3 separate regions of the Homo sapiens genome follow, and all the other regions are linked to region 3. A link is a contact called in ENCODE Hi-C data. All regions are on one chromosome and are shown on one strand. The core of a region is the stretch at or near the end of the contact, and the rest is flanking DNA. Distances in the headings are between cores, read along the strand shown.

Region 1 (4,404 bases), core at 591-3,090, 2.8 Mb after region 3:
CAAGTCTTCGTCTCAACAACAACAACAATAACAACAAGTTCCTCAGGTGACTCTGATGTGCAGCCAAGTTGGAAAGTCATCGCTAGATCCGCGGTGTGCAAAGTGAACTGCGGACCGTGGACTGCGGCACTTGTTAGAAAAGCAGAATTTGCATTTTAACACATTCCTAGGTGATTCCGGAGATGTCTGAGAAGCGATACTTTGTCCAGGGGCCACAGTTTGAATAGCAAAGCTCTAGAACAATAACTCTAGGCTTCATTCCCGTTGTCTGTGTGTGGGCCTACGAATATGCATTTTCGCAAGCATTCCTCCTCCCCCTTGCCTCAGACCATTCTGATGCGGGTGGTGCTGAACGGCTCCATCCTCCTTCACGTTCACCTCTCCCTGGGATTTATCTTACTTTCCACCACCTAGACAGGAAGGGGCGAATCTGGCTTCCCATCTCGGTTGTGTGACCCTGGGCAAATGCCTCCCAGTTCGTGGAAGTCTCAGTGTCTAGTTAAGTTTTCAATCACAAGTCATTCCTCACATTCATTCATCTATTCCTTTGACAAATGGTTACTGACTACTTCCTGCGTGCTAAGTGCTGGAGATGCAAAATCCAGACAGGGAAACCGAATAATTACGAAAATGACGGTAGACGTACAAAAATAAATCCTAACGAACAAGGCGCGCAGGAGCGCTCCGCCCGGGAGGGAGGTCAGGGAAGTTTTCTCTCCAAGAAGACAACAGAGCTGAGACCTGAAACGAGCAGGCATTAGGGAGCCACCCGTCTCCTCTGTACCTTCTGCAGCGTCCTCAACACACTAAGGAAGCGGAGACGCAGAGGAGAATGACTGTCCCACCATCTGGTCGCCTAACCAGGCAGGGGCAGGACAAAAACTCCATGCCTCACGCTTCCCAACCAATTCTGCTATGCACGGTGCCAGAGACTTAAAGCAGTGTCTCTGGTCCCTTTCTTCTTTCACTCAGCAAATAATGAATTTCAGAGATGTGCCAACATAGAGGCACTTGGAGAAAGACGAGGCAGCTGAGAGGGAAGCTGCTTACCTGGCCGGGACGCAACGGTTGCGACCAAGTCCCACTTCTGCCAGCTACATACACCCTCTTTCACACGCTCTACGAGCAGCTACCGCCCACTCGCCACGCTATTGGTCCAACTAGCATGAATGATAACTTTTAGGGCCAACGAAGAAAAAGGGGTGGACTTTCTTGCCCAGCTCCTCCCACTTGGCCCTGTGGCTGTTTTGATTGGCAGATGACTTCGGCTCGGCCCCCGCTTTAAAGGCACCTGTCTGTCTCCCATTAGGTACGCGGCCCCTAACGCCCACACTCCATGCCTTCCTCCGCTTTCCCCACCCACTTCCAGGACCAACCAATGACTTCAAGGCAGAATATGCCCCCGCAACCAATTAAAAAGAGCTCTAAACTTGACGGACGACTTCCCGCCCCTGGACTGTCGTAGCTCCTCCCCCAGACCAATTGTTTTAAGAGAGGGGGGCGGATACATCCAATCAGCACGACACAGGTCTCTTGATTGACGTTCGGGTCCTCGCGCTGGCGTGTTGTGCCCTGAGGCGGGAGGAGGAGGAGGAGCGGGGAGGAAAACCTGAGCCAATCCTAGCAGCCTGCGCGGGAGGCCAATCGAACGCCGCGCCTTGGAGCGATCACCCAATCCGCGAAAGGGGGCAGGGCGCATCCCTGCCAGGAACCAATAGAAAGCCTCCAAGGGTCAGGAGCGACGTTCAGCGGGAGCAATGACTGGCCTATATTCGGGACTCGGGGGCGGGTCGGCGCCAGAGACGAGAAGAGAGGAGGGGAGGCCTCCTCCGCCGCCGCCATCTTGGACCGGGCCCGGTCAGCTTCCGCGGAGCCATCGGCAGACGCCGCGGCCTCCCTTGAGCCCCGACCCCCGTCGTCAGAACAACCCCGGGCCCACTCCCCCAACCCCACTTCCGCTTCGCGCCGCTATCGCGATAGCGCCCGGGCCCGGGGCGCGAGAAAAAGGCGGCGGGCGCTCGCCTCCCCCGCCTGTCGCGATACGCTCCTCAGCGGCGGCGCCAGCTCCTGTGGTGAGAGCGTCAGGCTCGACTGGGCCGGACCCCTTCCCTTCCTCCCCCCGGCGCCATCGGCCGCCCTCCCCGCCGCCTCCCGCCCTGGCGACACCGCCGTCTGTCGCGACATGGCCTCCCCTCGCCTGCCCCCTGCCGCCGCCTCTGCAGCGCGGGGCTCCCGGCGGGGGGCGGCTCCCTCCCTCTCGCCCTCCCGTTCCTGCGCCTCTTTCACGTTCCTCAGCGCCTCCCGGGGGTCCTTCCGCGACCCGGACCCCGGGCCCCGCCCGCCGCCGCCTCCCCGCGTGGCATCGCGTCGGGCCCCCCGGTAGGGGTGTGAGGGTGCGAAGCCTCCCGGGCGCGAGGTGCCCGCCCCTCTCCGCGTCGGTATTGGCTCCTGGCTGGAAGGATGGAGGCGCCCCTGGTCCCAGGTGCCCGCCCTCTCGGGGCTCAGGTGCCTGCCCCCCTCGGCCTCGGTCCTTCGCGTTGTGGGGCAGCCTCCGCGCCGGGGCTTCTCCCTCGACGGTGGCGGGGAGGGGGGGTGGTGGTCGGGACGAGGACCCCAGCTGGGTGGGGGAGTCACCCTTCCCAGGACCGAGGCCGCCCTCCGCATCCCTCCTCACTGCTCCCGGGAGCGCAGCCTCCCCTGGATCTCAGGTTCCAGCTGCCCGTCTGTATCGGATGGGAGCCTCTTGGGAGAGGAGTGGAGGAGAAACTCCCCGTTAGTTGGAGCCTTTGCCGAAGTTTCCACCTCTGTAGTCTGCAGCTCTTCCCTCTCATAGCGAGTAGCGCCCTGGGTGGCTCCAGCCTCGCCATCCCGCTGCACTGGGCGCCTGCCTTTTTGGGGGAGTTTGGCTTTCCCCCACCTGGGGTACAGGACCGTCCTCAGTGTGGCCCACGTCTGGTCTCAGCTCTCACACTTCTTTGATCCTGGCGTCTGCCCCTGGCTTTGCAGCCTTGAACTCCCCTGCATCGTGACTCTCCGACCTTCTGGGTGTGGGCGTCTCCCAGTGATATCAGGACCACTGTGGTCTTGTTGCTGGGGGCTGCTGGGATCCCCTGGCGCTCAGGTGCCTGGTGAAAGACACTAAGCCGCCACGCTGTCCATGTTAGTGAGCTCCCACTGCGGGCAGCACCAGCCCCTCTTTCTGAGCAGTCCCTGCCTCTCAGTGCAGGGCGGCCACCCACCCCGGGGTGAGCTCTCCTGTCCTTTTGGTGAGGGGTTTTGATGTCTCCCCTCCCTCCCTTCACCCCTGCCTGAGTATGAGGCTTCTTCCATCTTCACACCAGTCTCCTCCTTTAGGGTGTCAGCTCTCCAAGGACCAAGAAGCCCACTGCCCTTGATATTTGCATCAGATCCCACACTGTGGGTTTGTTGACTTCCCATCTACCCTTACGCTGGGTGTCAGCAGTTGGAGAACAAGGGTTTCGCCTTCTGGCCCCGCTGCTGGTACCCCATGAGAGTAGGAAGCTTCCTAGACCCGGGTTCCTGTACTGCGAGGTGGGGGCTCTTCCCTCTGGGGCTGTGCCTTCTCTCCAGGGTAAGGACCCTTTCTTGGTGTCACCTCCCCCAGGGATAAGGTTCTTGCCATCCTTGGTATTGGTATGGCTGCTTTTCTGGATTTGAGGTGTCCACGCCTCTGCATGTGTCCCCACCGTAAGGCTGAGGACCCCTCTCGGATGCAGGTGCCCCCGGCTAATGCTTCCAAAACCCCCTCTTGATTTGTCACTGTATGGGGTAAGGCATAGTTTCCTGGCTGTGTGGATGTAAGATACCTGAGTCTCAAGCGGGAGACTCCACTGTAGACCCTGTCCCTGGGACCAGAGACTTCTCTGGTGTAGACTTTCCAAGGTGGGAGATTCCAGCCCCCCACCCTTGGCATGGGGCATCTCAGTGGAGATGACTACCTCTACCCCAGGCCCTAACGCATCCTTCTTCTGGAGTCTCAGAGCCTCTGTGTGGCCACGTCAGCAGCCACCTGGGTTAAGGATCACCCTTCAACATCACTTCTCAGAGCTCCTTGCTGCAGAGGCGGAAGCTCTCCCAGATCAAAGGTGCCTCATGACAAAGACCACTCTGTGGGCACATGACGGCCCCCAAGGTTAAGGACCACCCGGTGTTAGTTTCCCAGGGCTGACCTCCTGCCCCTCCCTCCTCGAGTCTTTGTGTGGTGGTATCATCTTCCCTGAGATGAAGTCTGGGGGGCTCTTCTTTACTGGTTTTGGCTCTGATTTTAGCGTGTTGGCTCCTGTGAGGCTGGTGTCCTGCTCACCTCCCCCCACCCCGCCACCCGCCTTGTGGGTCCCTTCCCTGTGGGGATGTGTGTTCCTCTTGGGTAAGTCTCCTCCTGGG
Region 2 (2,977 bases), core at 1-2,500, 2.9 Mb after region 3:
CTGCACGTGGTAATACAGCTCAGTGTCAGGTGTGGGGTTCACGATATTTCAGACTCGGAACTTGGGGGCTCTCACATGGCCATCTCATTTGCTTTGTGGTCTTAGGTGGGATACTTTCGGATTTCTCCTATAAAATGGGGTTGAGAAAGTCATCTGAAGCATTTTTGGGGATTAAGGTGATACCCTAAAACCCCGGAGGGCGCACGTAGGATCAGGTGCACCCTTCCTGCAGCGCCTTGGTGTCTGCAGCCGTGGCGGCCTCACGGGGTGGGTGGAGAGGAAAGAGTGGTGCGGTAGCTGGGGTTAGCGTCCGTTTCTCCTCCAGTCCACCTCACCTTGTCGCTGCTTCCAGGGTCCGCAAGCAGGTGGTGAACATCCCGTCCTTCATTGTCCGCCTGGATTCCCAGAAGCACATCGACTTCTCTCTGCGCTCTCCCTACGGGGGTGGCCGCCCGGGCCGCGTGAAGAGGAAGAATGCCAAGAAGGGCCAGGGTGGGGCTGGGGCTGGAGACGACGAGGAGGAGGATTAAGTCCACCTGTCCCTCCTGGGCTGCTGGATTGTCTCGTTTTCCTGCCAAATAAACAGGATCAGCGCTTTACAATTGGTGTGTGGGGGTCTCTCATCCTTGACTCTTTCCCCTGCTCTAAACATGCAGCCTTCCCTGGGAGGCTCACTCACTTGGGAGTGCCTACCAGCTAGTGGTCCCTGGCCTCTCAGTACTATTCTACAGTAGTGAACACACATCTTTACCAGAAACTTCTGTCATCAGGGGAGAGACGAGTGGTATTTTTGGAAAAACTGTGTCAAAACCAGAAGGAAATTCCAAGTAAGCCGGTGTTTGCATATAGGGGTGGGAGGGAGCCGGTCATTGCTAGGCAGGGCAGGCGCCGAGTGGAGGTGGGGGCCTTCCCTGCCTGCTGGCCCTGGGACCCTGACCCCGCCAGGCAAGAGACAGGTGGGACGGGAGCTGACCAGAGGCTGACGGGTTGCTGGGGAAGGTGAACTGTTGGTGATTGTTGGGGAACACTTCACAGAATTTGCTTGCTAGTTTCAAAGCTTGTGATGCAGTTGATGTTGGGCAAGTTCCCAGTTTTGTCTTCACATGTAGGGGAAGTGGGTTAGCGTAGGAGAAGGGGCGTTGAGGGAAGTCTGTTCCTCCTCTCCGCGTTCAGTGCTTCTGTGGACTCACGGTCAAGAGGTTGGCAGGCTTCCCTTTTCTCAGCCTTGTTGATCATCTGTGTTGGGAAGGGGTTTGGTTTCTGAGGAAGTGAGAAACCTGAAATTGTGCAACCCCCTCAGGCTGCAGGCTGTAGTTGATTGGGTCCTTATCTGGAGGCCTTCAGGGTTTGAGGTCAGGGCAGGGACAGTTCTGGAACACAGCTAAGTTACTGTAAACCACGTGGAGAAGTCCATTGCGGCTTACTCAAGCTAGGTGGTTGGCCCTTCCTTCCCTCAGCGTTGCTACTTGGGAAATGACGGTGGTCTTGTGTCCATGGGGCCAGCTGCTGCACCATCTGGGCTCACTGTGGTCTCCTTCCTTGGAGCGTGGGGTCTGGGCTAGTGGATGGCCGGGGCAGCGTACTCACTGGGCTCCTGGGAGCTCCCCTGGGAGGAAGAGACTGCAGTTGTCTCTGGTCTGAGAGGTGGTGGCTCACCTGGGTGTAGCTCACAATTGCGGAGCTCCACGGCAGCCTGGAGGGAGGGGAGAGTGGGAGTTGAGGTATGCGGTTCTGGGGAGAAGCCTACGGGCTTGGAAAGGAAAAGGGTCTTCAGGGCTCTGTCTACAGAGGCAGCGAGCGGGGCAACAGAGGGAGACTCCATCTCAAGAATTTGTAGAGATGGAGTCTCAATGTGTTGCCCCGGCTGATCTAAAACCCTTGGCCTCAAGCAATCCACTCGCCTCCCAAAGCGCTAGGATGACAGGTGTGAGCCACAGTGCCTGGCCTGCGTGGGTCTGTTTAATCTCCGGGCCTCTTGCTCTCCCTTTCTTGGTGATCTCCTTGGACCACATCCCTGTATCATTCTCTCTCTCGACCCTGAGCCCAGGGTCCAGAGCAGAGAACGGGATGGGGTCTGGGTAGGGGCCCCTCACTTGCAACCAGGATGTTGGGTGGGGGCGACGGGGGACCGACCTTGGGCAGGAGGCATTGTGTCCACCGCAGCATCTGTGCTGGCCCCCAGGGGGGTGGCTCGCATGGCCCAGGGGGACGTCCAGGAGGTGCTGCCCATCTAGGCGCTGGCGGGCTGGGAGCCCCTTGTCCTGGTCAATGCAGAGCTGTCAAAACCGGCCTCTGAGTGATGCTGAGGGGTCAGGCTGTCTCCAGAGAGCACCGGCGATCCCGGCTGTGCTGAGAGGGAGGGCTGAGGGCTGCCTGGACGCCCCTGAGATGAGGCGACTGGTATTTAGGGGATGCGTACTCTCTGGGGCCCGCTGGGGCCTGCAGGGAGAGCTCTCACCGGTCTCAACTCCATGCCTTCTGCCTTGTGCTTCTGGCCCAAGAGGTCGGGGTCACTGACCACCCCGTGTCCACCTAAGGCTTCCCTGGACACACAGCAGGGAGATGGGCAATGAGGGTGGGGGTTGTGGCCCTGCCTGTCACGGTCCCCAGCAGTGCAGATGAATTAGACCATTGAGCCACAGAGCCTGGAGGGCAGATGGGTGTGCTGGTATAAGGAGCCCCGGGCTCTGTGTTACAGGTCATGTGTTCTCACCAGTGGCCTTGCAGGAGGGGAACAGCCCCTTCCCCAGGGCCTCGCTCTGCTCCCCCTGAAGGATGGGGCTGAGGGGACAGCAGGCTCTGGGGGCCTTTCAGACCACATTTGAGTCAAAATTTGACTTCCCCATACTCTGCCTGCTTCCACCTCACCCAACTCTCATCCAGGGGTGACCCTTGTTCTAGCACATGAGGCTGAGGCCAGAGAGGGCAGGGCCTTAGGACACAGCCCAGTCACTGTTCTAATTCTAGAGGCAAGCCC
Region 3 (4,313 bases), core at 314-2,813:
TTCAGCTATTCTTTCTTCTTTATTATTATTATTATTTTGTAGCAATAATAATTACAAGACTGGGTCTTGCCACACTGCCCAGGCTGGTCTTGAACTCCTAGACTCAAGCAATCCTCCCGCCCCCAGCTACCAAAGTGCTGCGATTATTGCGCCCGGCCTTGTTACTTTTTAAAATATCACTGCTTTATCTCTCTGAACACGTGTGAAAGTGATGGCCTTCTTCCTGTGTCCAGAAAAATACCCCCATCCCTGCACCCCGCCACCATGAGGTATAGGAAAATCTTTGTCCCTTTTCTAGTTTGAAGACAGTGAAGTCCTGCCTCTTTCTTGGACTAAGGACGTACCCCATACCCCTTCAGAATTTTCGAAGGACCAAAGAAAAAGTCTCCCTCCTCCTCGAGAAACAGCAAAAAAGCCCCGCGCCCTCTCACCCGGCGTGACTGTGCAGGTACGCGTGGCCACCAGGTGGCGAGCAAGGCAGGTGATGGGGACGCCGCTGAGCCGGGGGTGGGCGGGGACGGCCGCCAGCAGCACAGAGGACACTGGCCCGGCGCGGATGCCTTCGGGGAGACCCTGGAACTGCAGGGAGGCAGCAGGGGCCCCGCCGGGCCACGAGCAGCGGAAGCGGAGGCTGCGGTCCCCGGGACCCCCTTCAACTGAGCACTGTGGGGCCCCGGGGGGCAGGTCTGCGGAGAGAAGGGAGAGAATGAAGATGGAGTCCCTTTCTCATTTCTTCTCCAGCCCCGCCTCCCCGCGCGGTGACTCCACCCTTCTTCACTAGCCCCACCCCATAGGCGCTCACACTCCCCACTTTTCCTGCGATCCCGTTCCCTTTTCCCATTAACTTCCTCGCTAAGTGGGTAGCCCGCAGCCCTGCTGACTGCCCAACTTTCTTAAGAAAACTGCATCTTCACACAATGATATTTCTCTTCCCAAACGTAACTCAGCCCCTTCCTTTCCAGCTCCACCCACTTCTGCCAGGTTACTTCGCCCCCTCCTGGATTGCACTCCGAGAAGCCTCCCCTTTTCCCAGATATCTCCGCCCTTCCTTGTGGACCCCTTCCCCTTTCTAAGACAATTCTGCCCGCTTTCTAAATGACCTCGCCCCTTTCCCTGGTGACTCCGCCCCCCTTGCCAGGTAACTTCTCCCTTTGCTGATCCCACTTAAGCAAATTAGTTCTTTCCTTTTCTAACTCCCACTCTTTGCCATTTAACTCCGCTTGTCGACTTTGTCGAGTGTTCCATGCCCAGGAATGTCCGCCCTCTCAGTGCTGGGCCGGCCCGTCAGTCCTGGTCATCCCTGCCACTCTATTTGGCTCCTTCCCTTATCCTCTTTCTGGCCCCGCCTCTTATCCTAGGTGTCTCCGCCCCTCCGCGCTGGCCCGCCCCACCACGGGTATCCCAGCTCCTTCTTGGTGACCCGCCCTCCCGCTGGCCCTGCCCCACCCACCGGTATGCTGCTCCTCCTTGCTGGCCCCGCCCCTTTCCTCTAGCCCCGCCCTCGTTCTGGCCCCGCCCCTCTCCCAGGCATTCCCCTACTCCCGCTCCAGCCTCTCACCCGCCACTGTAAGGTTGAGCAGCGAGCGGCGGCGGCGGCCGGTACGCGGGTTCGCCGCCAGGCAGGCGTAGGTGCCTGCGTGGCCCGGTCCGACCGCGGGCAGCAGGAGGCGCGACCCCGCGGGCACCGCGGCCTCGGCCGGGTCCGCCAGGCTCCACGTGATGTCGGCGGGCGGCCGCGAGGCGGCGGCGCAGCGCAAGGTCACGTTACTGCCCGCGGTGACAAAGCGGGCAGGCGCGGCGTCGCGGTCCGAGGAGACCGTGATGGTCGGCGGGTCCGGGCCGTCTGGAGGGAGGAGGGGTCGGGACCGCGAGTGTCAGGGTCACCTGGGACGCCGCTAGGACTCCCGGAGACTGGGTCCCCAGCCCGCTTCTCCCCAAGGACCCCCTGTCCCCGACCCGAGGCATCCCCCACTCACAGAAGACGCTGACGTCGGCGGCAGCCTCCCTGTGGCCGAAGGGGCTGCGGACGCGGCAAGTGTACCGGGCGTGGTCGCTGCGCACAGGGCGCACGATGAGCAGCTGGTCGCCCTCTGAGCGCATCCGGGGCGTCTCGGCTCCCTCCGATTCCGCCGCCTCCAGGGCGCGTCCGTCCCGGCTCCAGCTCAGCTCCCCGCGACCTGGCCCCCACCCCAGGCAGCGCAGCCGGAGCTCGGCCGCCCCCTCCTCTGTCTCTGGAGCCTTGGGCTGAACCGACAGCTGGGGTAGGGGCTCTGGGAGAGGGAGAATGGGCTCAGGACCCACCCAGTCCTGGAGCCCATCTTTGGTCCCCTTAGAGGGAACCCCAGCCGCTGCTCCCTCTAAGCCCCTGGAGTCTCAGCCCCCATCCCTCTCCTCTCATAAACCTATGAGTTTGAGCCCCCAGACACCTCCTCTCCGGGACCCAGGAGTTCGCCAGAAGAGGCTCCTAGCCTCCTCCTCCTCCCTCAGACCTGGGAGTTCAGGCTCCCAGGAGTCTCCATCCCAGGTCCACCTTTGCTCAGACACCCCTGCCTTGACCTCTAGCTCTTTTTCTCCCTTCCTCAACCCAGAAGTCCTCTTCTCCTATCCAGGGACCCCACAGCACCGTGACTTGCCCAAAGCCTGGCAGAGCAGAGCAGCCCCTGCCGCCTGCACGCCGGACGCCAGGGCCCACTTACCATACACACCCACCGTGAACTCGTGAGTCTGCTGGGAGACCCCTGCCCGGATGACCTCAGCCGTGTAGACCCCTGCATCGTCCAGCTGGGCAGAGGCGAGCTCCAGAACCCCCCGGGCCTGGTCAAATCGCAGGTGGTCTCGGTGAGCAGGGTCCAGGCTGATCAGAGGTGCCCCTGGCCCCAGGCCCCCAGCTGCCAGCACCTTTGAGCCCCGGCGCCAGACCACCAGAGAGGTGGGGGGCCCAGGGTTGGGGATTGGGACTAGGGGGAGCCGGATGGTGGTCCCCACCAGCACAGCGAGTGGGCCCCCCACCTGCTGGGGAAAGCTTGCAGCTGAGTGGGTCTCTGCAGAAAATTTGGATTCAGGGCTCTGGGCAGAGAGTTTAAGATCCATATCATCCGGGGAGAATTTTGAATCTGGGGCCTCAACAGACAGTTTGGTATGGGAGACTTGAGTAGAAATGTTTGAAGCTGGGGTCTTAACAGTGAAGGAAGGCTTGGGGTCTTTGGCAGGAACTTGAGGATCCGAAATATCAGGAAATACTTCAGAACCAGGGGTTTCAGAGAAGGGGGAAACCGGGCTCAAATCTTGGCCCTCAGCAGAAACATTTGACCAGAAGGACCCAGACATGTTGGAACTCAGGGCCTCAGGAAACCAGCTGGAATCAGAGATTCCAGCAGAGGCTTTTGAATCCAGGAACTGATCTGGAACTTTCCAGCTGGGAGGTTTGATGGAGGGAACTTCCACACCCAGCCCCTGGGAAGAGCTCTTTGAGTCTGAAGAGAAGGCAGAGGAGAAGTTGGTTTGCTGAAGTCCAGAAGAGGCTCTGAGGGTGAGGATCCCTACCAAGGAGGCTGCAGAGAAGAGAGGAAGGCATTGGGGGAGGCTGCTGAGGGAGACTGACAGGGAAGGGACTGAGCAGGGAACTTACCCAGGAGTAGGAAGAGTGGCAGAGCCTGTGGGTTGTCCATGGTGCTGGCCTCACTGAAAGGACACTGGAGAGAGACCCAGGACTGCACCCATCCCTCCCGGGTCAGACGAGTCCAACAGGACTGGTAGCTTAGCTTCCTGGGAGGGGAAGGGAGCCAGACCCAGAGGGAGGTGCCAAGATCCTCAACCCCAGTGTGGTGGCTGAGCTGCCCACCTCATCCCACTCTCTTCATTAGCTGGTCCCATCTGCAGAGAGGCCCAGCCTGATCCCTGCCCTCCCCACCCCCAGGGGGAAGCTGGAGAAAACATTCCCAGCTAAAAATGTGGGAGCAAATTTGTGAGACAAAGCCAGGAAGACTTCCTGGAGGAGGGTGAGGTGACCTTTCCGAGAGCCCCACCTCTGATGGCCACAGCTTCAGAGCAGGCTTCCTCCTCCCCAGCCTCCTGGCTCCTTCCACTCTGTCTTGCCTGCAGCCTCAGATACATCTGACCCTGCTCCTCCTCTGCTCCAAACCCTCCCACGGCTCTCTGTTGCCCTCAGAACCAAGTCTCCAGGTGCTATCTCCTGCCAGGGCCTCTATCCTGAGACCAGAGCTGCATTTCCGCATCCCCGAGGCCCTCACATGGCCTGTGTCCCGCTAAACTCAGACTCTTTCCTCTAACCCAAACTTCCTCACACCTCCAGG

What was found. Hi-C counts contacts between places; a loop is a spot of excess contacts on that map. Pooled maps may share reads with other maps.
Region 1: a pooled map shows a loop between it and region 3 (19-fold over the local background). The contact joins the promoter of CNOT3 here to the promoter of VSIG10L-AS1 in region 3. A Hi-C loop is called at or near these places in 1 of 37 single-sample maps with no recorded cell type and 5 of 50 pooled maps.
Region 2: a loop to region 3 is called in a pooled map, with 4 times the contacts of the local background. The contact joins the enhancer-like site here to the promoter of VSIG10L-AS1 in region 3. A Hi-C loop is called at or near these places in 1 of 37 single-sample maps with no recorded cell type and 6 of 50 pooled maps.

The regions. Positions count from the first base shown.
Region 1 is chr19:54,135,922-54,140,325 of GRCh38, forward strand. CNOT3 (CCR4-NOT transcription complex subunit 3) reads left to right here and starts at 1,841. Exons shown (of 18, transcript NM_014516.4): 1 at 1,841-2,072.
Region 2 is chr19:54,207,046-54,210,022 of GRCh38, forward strand. It overlaps RPS9 (ribosomal protein S9), which reads left to right. Exons shown (of 5, transcript NM_001013.4): 5 at 353-602. The coding sequence ends at 530. Among named protein-coding and RNA genes, the nearest start is that of RPS9, 7.7 kb to the left of the region's middle. RefSeq lists enhancers at 1-304, 305-811, silencers at 907-1,090, 1,537-1,712 and a cis regulatory region at 1,476-1,736. Within about 2 kb of position 1,251, at least 29 of the 41 ENCODE cell types and tissues checked have a DNase peak (open chromatin) inside an H3K27ac peak, as active enhancers do.
Region 3 is chr19:51,338,457-51,342,769 of GRCh38, forward strand. VSIG10L-AS1 (VSIG10L antisense RNA 1) reads left to right here and starts at 1,564. Exons shown (of 5, transcript NR_186316.1): 1 at 1,564-2,261; 2 at 2,610-2,718; 3 at 3,394-3,529. VSIG10L (V-set and immunoglobulin domain containing 10 like) reads right to left here and starts at 3,683. Exons shown (of 10, transcript NM_001163922.3): 1 at 3,629-3,683; 2 at 2,697-3,551; 3 at 1,977-2,270; 4 at 1,559-1,843; 5 at 432-686. The coding sequence starts at 3,668. RefSeq lists silencers at 458-797, 1,448-1,717.